Linked DNA regions of Mus musculus: region 1 is linked to region 2. Evidence: chromatin loops called from intact Hi-C (ENCODE). Cell type or tissue: left cerebral cortex. All regions are shown on one strand.

What was found. Hi-C counts contacts between places; a loop is a spot of excess contacts. Peaks named below come from ENCODE experiments on the same cell type or tissue, not always from the same donor. Only the 100,000 strongest peaks of a DNase experiment are listed, where the experiment ranks them.
Region 1: a loop joins it to region 2, with 6 times the contacts of the local background. A loop is called at or near these places in 7 of 42 quality-filtered maps.

What each region holds. Positions count from the first base shown.
Region 1 is chr9:49,616,307-49,618,806 of GRCm38, forward strand. All of the region lies in intron 1 of Ncam1 (neural cell adhesion molecule 1), which reads right to left. Among named protein-coding and RNA genes, the nearest start is that of Gm11149, 99 kb to the left of the region's middle. In left cerebral cortex, a CTCF peak has its summit at 1,084 (motif pointing right); DNase peaks (open chromatin) are centred at 153 and 1,107; H3K27ac peaks cover 1,229 bases.
Region 2 is chr9:49,795,918-49,798,417 of GRCm38, forward strand. All of the region lies in intron 1 of Ncam1 (neural cell adhesion molecule 1), which reads right to left. Among named protein-coding and RNA genes, the nearest start is that of Ncam1, 1.9 kb to the right of the region's middle. In left cerebral cortex, no CTCF peak of the experiment used is centred here; DNase peaks (open chromatin) are centred at 131, 641, 1,033, 1,340 and 1 more place; H3K4me3 peaks cover 2,293 bases; H3K27ac peaks cover 2,024 bases.

The sequences.
Region 1 (2,500 bases), 180 kb before region 2:
TCCCTTCTTATACATTGATGTGCATTCTCCATTTGTTCTCTCTCTGCAGAACCCTGACTAATACACTATCTATAGTGACTCTGCTGTCAACAGCTTCTTAAGTACCCACCATATGCTGCTCCCTGCACTTCAGAATGCATTATCCCATTTAATCTTCACGCACTTCCTATGCTATCTCAGCAAAGGGCTCGTTCTTGGCATCTGCCAGTCTCCCTAGAGGTCTCCTTTCCTCTTCCTTTACTGTATTCTCCCCACCTGCTCCATCCCTCGGTGTACCACTATGCCTAGGACTCTCATCTAGGAATCCCCAAACCTCTCCTCAAGTACCCGTCTGCTCTAGCTAGCCTTCAAGATCATTATTTCTCATAACAGCTCGACGTTGAAATAGCAACCTTTGATCATTATCAACAAACTCATCCTTCCCACTTTCTCCTTGAGCCACTGCCAATCAGAGTCTGTCTGAACAATGTCACGGAAAGTGACAATGTATGTCAGTTCTCTTGCTGGAACTACTTGAGGACCCACTCAGATATAAATAGTGCCAGAGCCCCGACATCCATTATCCCGTGCTGTACTTCCTTGTATCTTCAGTAATACTGTTTGTGTTATACACATCTAATGGATGCTCCACCCTAACATGAGGATGGAAGCATGAATGATGTCCACTTGGTGTTTCTAGGTTCAAACACACAGTAAGAATTTTGTATTTATTTAATTAACAATCAAATTCTAAGAAGCCTCTTAAGGTTGTATTCTCACCTCCTTTGAATCACGGAGAAGAGTGGGGTTCAGTGTGGCTACACAACTTTCTTTAGGTTACTTGCCTAGCGAGCAGGGGTAGACACAGACCTCAAACCCAGACCTGATTGTCAAAGATAGCTCTTTTTGACCCTTTTTGCTCCTTCTTTTCCCACTGACATCACAGACACCTATACCCAGAAGACAGGCTCCTAAATTTACTCCTCTAGCCCAGGCCTGTCTTCTTAGACTCACAGACAGATGACCTCTTCAATTTTCATCTGAAAGCCTCTGCCTTTTGCAAAACTCATCCTTGTATTTCCCATTCAAGCCTGTTCTCTCATTCATACTCAAGGGGGCGCCATCTCATCATCTGCTCACATAGCAAATGCTTTTCTACCTCAAGTAACTCGGAGTTACCAGTTGTTCCGCTTCACTATCTGTGCCTTTCCTCAGAACTTCATCAGTGGAACTGTCCCAGCTCAGGCTTGGGCAGTTCTCACCTGGACCAGTGGCTATTTAATGTGTCTGGTTTCTTTGCTCTGGGTCAAGTCTCAGGGACTCATTCTTCTACTGATATCAAGGCCATCTGTATACTGTGCAGGTATCATGATGCCATTTGGGGGGGGGGGGGGTTGAGGTGGCTTGGTCTCCCACCTAACAAGATGCTTGAGTCAAAGCTCCCAATGTAAGATGTAAAGATGTCTCTGGGTTTCATTGAAGCTATGTCCCATATCTTCCCTGCAGTCTGTTCCTTGAGCATGCTCCCTGTCCTAGGCATGCTGTGCTGCCTGCGGTTCAAGGCACTTCACACCTGTCCTCTCTCTTTCCTCTGCTGGAAGGAACACTTTCTTGATGGCAGCCCTCTCTAGGAAGTCCTACATAAAGCCTGGTCTTTTCAATTAAGTCTTCCCTGATTCTTAACACTCTTCCCACAAGCTCCTGCTGTGCATTAGCGCTTCCCTAATGTCACATGGTGCATCTTTACTTGTCACTTTGACTATCTTCCTGCCCCATTACTTGCCTGTCTGCTTACACATTGCCCTTCACATTTTTTAAAAGAGGGACCAAAGGTTTTATATATGCATATATGTACTTGTACAGGTACATACACACACACATACACATATGTTTATATATGTGCATATATATACAAATATATGTGACAATATAATAGTGACTATACAGTAGTTTTGCTTTTGGAATTTGTATATGTTTTTATCATTGTGTACATGTCTGCATCCATGTGCTCATTTATAGATGGCTGCACTCACCATATTGACTTTGGGTATCTTCCTCTACCTCTGTCCACTTATTTTTTTGAGACAGGGTTTCTCACCGAGCCTGGAGCCTGTCTTGTTGTTTGGCTAGACTAGCTGACCAGCAGGTCCCCAGGATCCATCTGTCTCTGTCATACCCAGAGTTGAGTTACAGGCATATGCCAGCATGCCTGTCTTTTACACGGGTGCTGAGATCAGAAACCAGGACTCAGTGCTTGTGTGGGTAGCTCTTTACCTACTTAGCCATCTCCCAGCCTCAATAGTTTTGTTGGCTGGACCACTAAATAATATTTAAAATTCTCTATGATTATCTACTGGTGCCACTTTCATGAAGAGCATGAACAATGGCAAAGTCGCCCTGGCTAAGGATGGGCCTGGTATGCACAGCGCAGAAAGCATGCAGAGGTAATGCCTGCCTGCCTGCCAAGGCAAAGGGATCTGAAGGAGAACATGTTGGAAATATGCATTTTTCAGCACTGCAC
Region 2 (2,500 bases):
CTGGTGTTATCTTGTTAGAAAAACAGTGCTGCCTAATCCTTAACTTTTTCAGGTTCGACTAGCAAAGGACTAAAATTGTCAACTAAGCACGTGGTTCCAGATCGTTCAAGCACAGAATTCAGTCAGCCAGCCAGCATGCAACAAATGCTGCTTCCACAATCTCAGATTTACTATGCAATTATGCAAGCTGCCTTTTTATTTCTAAAGGGCAGAAGACACCTACAACATCTGATTCATTTGCTATGCACCAGGATATTTATTAACGAGTGCTATGGATAGCGTTTCTTATATGTTAAATTCTCATGCTCACCAATAACAGAGTTTGAATTATATATACCATTGTCTGTGGATACTCTACAGCATTTGCAGCTTAATGACGGGGGATATTCATATATATCCTTCTTTTATATCCTTCCAAACCCTTTGGTCTGAATTCTCTAGATTTTTTTTTAAGCTGGTTAAAACAATACTTTAATTGAAAATTCTCTTTGTAAAACCACTTTCTTTTGTTAAACAGGCTGGTATGTGCTTCTTTCTCTTCGTCCTCGCCGCCTGGGTTTAGGGGCAGAATAAGGATTCTTTCGTTCCAGGGAACACTGGTTAGGATGCCAGTCTTGCCTGAGCATCCAGTATCACGCCACTGTAGGATTCCCTCCCTCAGCTCCCACCAGGATAGGAACACTGAGGGTTACACCCATCTCCATTATGGAGAAGACCACAAGGAGATCCTAAAAAGACGCATCATGGAAGATTAGGTCTCCATTGTCATGCTGCTATCCAGAAGGATGGTCTCAGTAAACACACCCTAAGAGGAGGTCACCCACAGCACCACAGGGAAGGGCACGCCTCTGCCAGTCCAGGGCTTGGTGGTGGCGAGGACCCATTTGGCACGCCCTGTCAAGACACGCCCTACCACACCCCGCCACGCCCCTCCACCCCAGCGTCTAGTCCTTGGCCAGAGGGTCAGCGCAGGCGCGTCTGCTCTCCGGGACACAGCTTGGGAGCTGCTGTCTTCTGCACTCGCAAGCGAAGCGCTCCGTCGCAACTGTGCGCCATGGACAGGGAGCCTGAATGCTCCAAAGCGCCAAGAAAGAAGCACGAGTGGGCGAGAATAAGCTAGCTGGACCAAGAGATGTCCCAGGGCCTATCCTTCTCCATTTTACGTCCTCGAAAACGGCCGTGCAGCTAGGGGCAGTAACAGGGCGGGGTCTCTCCCAACGGGAGGCGAGCGAGACCGTTAAGCTAGAACACCCGGGGACCATCCTGGCAGCTTGGGCGCCACCCGCGCCGCAATAAAAGCCTCTCGCGGCTTCCCGCCCAGCCAGCCTCGCTCTGATTGGTCGCCGATCAGAGTTGGCTGGAGGCGGTGGCCCAGCTCTGCTCTCTTGCTGCCCTCGGAGGGGGGCGCACTGGGTGCTCCCGGGGCCGCTCTGTGGGCTCCACACCCAAGGCTTAGAGATCTGGACCAGTACAGCCACACCAGGCAGAAGCCACAGCCATGCGCGGTCTCCTCCGCCTAGCCTGCTTTCAGCTGGTGCTTGGCAGCACACGCCCCCCCCCCGCCCCAGCTGTCGGCCCATCCCACCCAGCTCTCGGCGGCCCCAGTGCCCTTTGCTTCCCCCTCTCCCAGTCCATTGGGACGCCAAAGCACAAATCCTTGGGTGGGGTAGGGGCAGCAGCTGGAAGGGAGGGTGGGCACACTGAGGAATTTTCCAGGGAAAGCCGAGATGGAAATAGCCAAAATGCAATGCGCCCCCTTCCCGAATGCTAAGGATCTCTGGGCGGTGGCACAGCCCTCGCCACCCGCGACAGCGTCGCTACGGTCTTTCTCCCGAGCTCCCCATTGTTCACACTTTGCCAGGATCAGGAATATCGCCCAGAGAAAGGAAGAGGTGTCTTGGGCAGCTGGCTACCTGCCATTCTTCGCTGGCACCGTGCAACCCTAGGCTCTCGGTGCGTGTAAAGGCACACGCGCGCACACGCGCGCGCACACACACACAACCAGGCAGCCCCGATCACGCCCTCCTCACCCTCCGCCCCTCTGCACTTCCTCCTGTCAAAACGCGGCGCTGGACCCTCCCATCCCTCCGTGCTCCCGGCCGAGGGCAGGTTTTGCAACTACCCAGCAATTTGGCAAATGAAAAACTAACGTCATTTGCACGGGGGTGCAGGAACGACCACAGGGCCCTGCGGTGCTGCCGGTGGTTGCCCCATTTTGCAAACCGTTATTCGGGGCGGGGAAGACGGGGGAGTAAGCGAAGGCTGCAAGCCTCACTTTACCCCAGCCCGGGACATAACGGTGGGGGTAAAACTGCCCCAGCCTTATTGTTCACTCTTCTCGAAGCTTGACAAACACCTCTAGGTGAAAGATGAGCCTGGGGGGCGACACCACCCGAGCCACGCATCCGCCACCCGCCTTCGGGGAAGGGGAAAGCAGCGCTGCCCATCACGGCAGCATCCCGGTCCCCATACCCCTGTCCCACCTCCGCGGGCACACAAG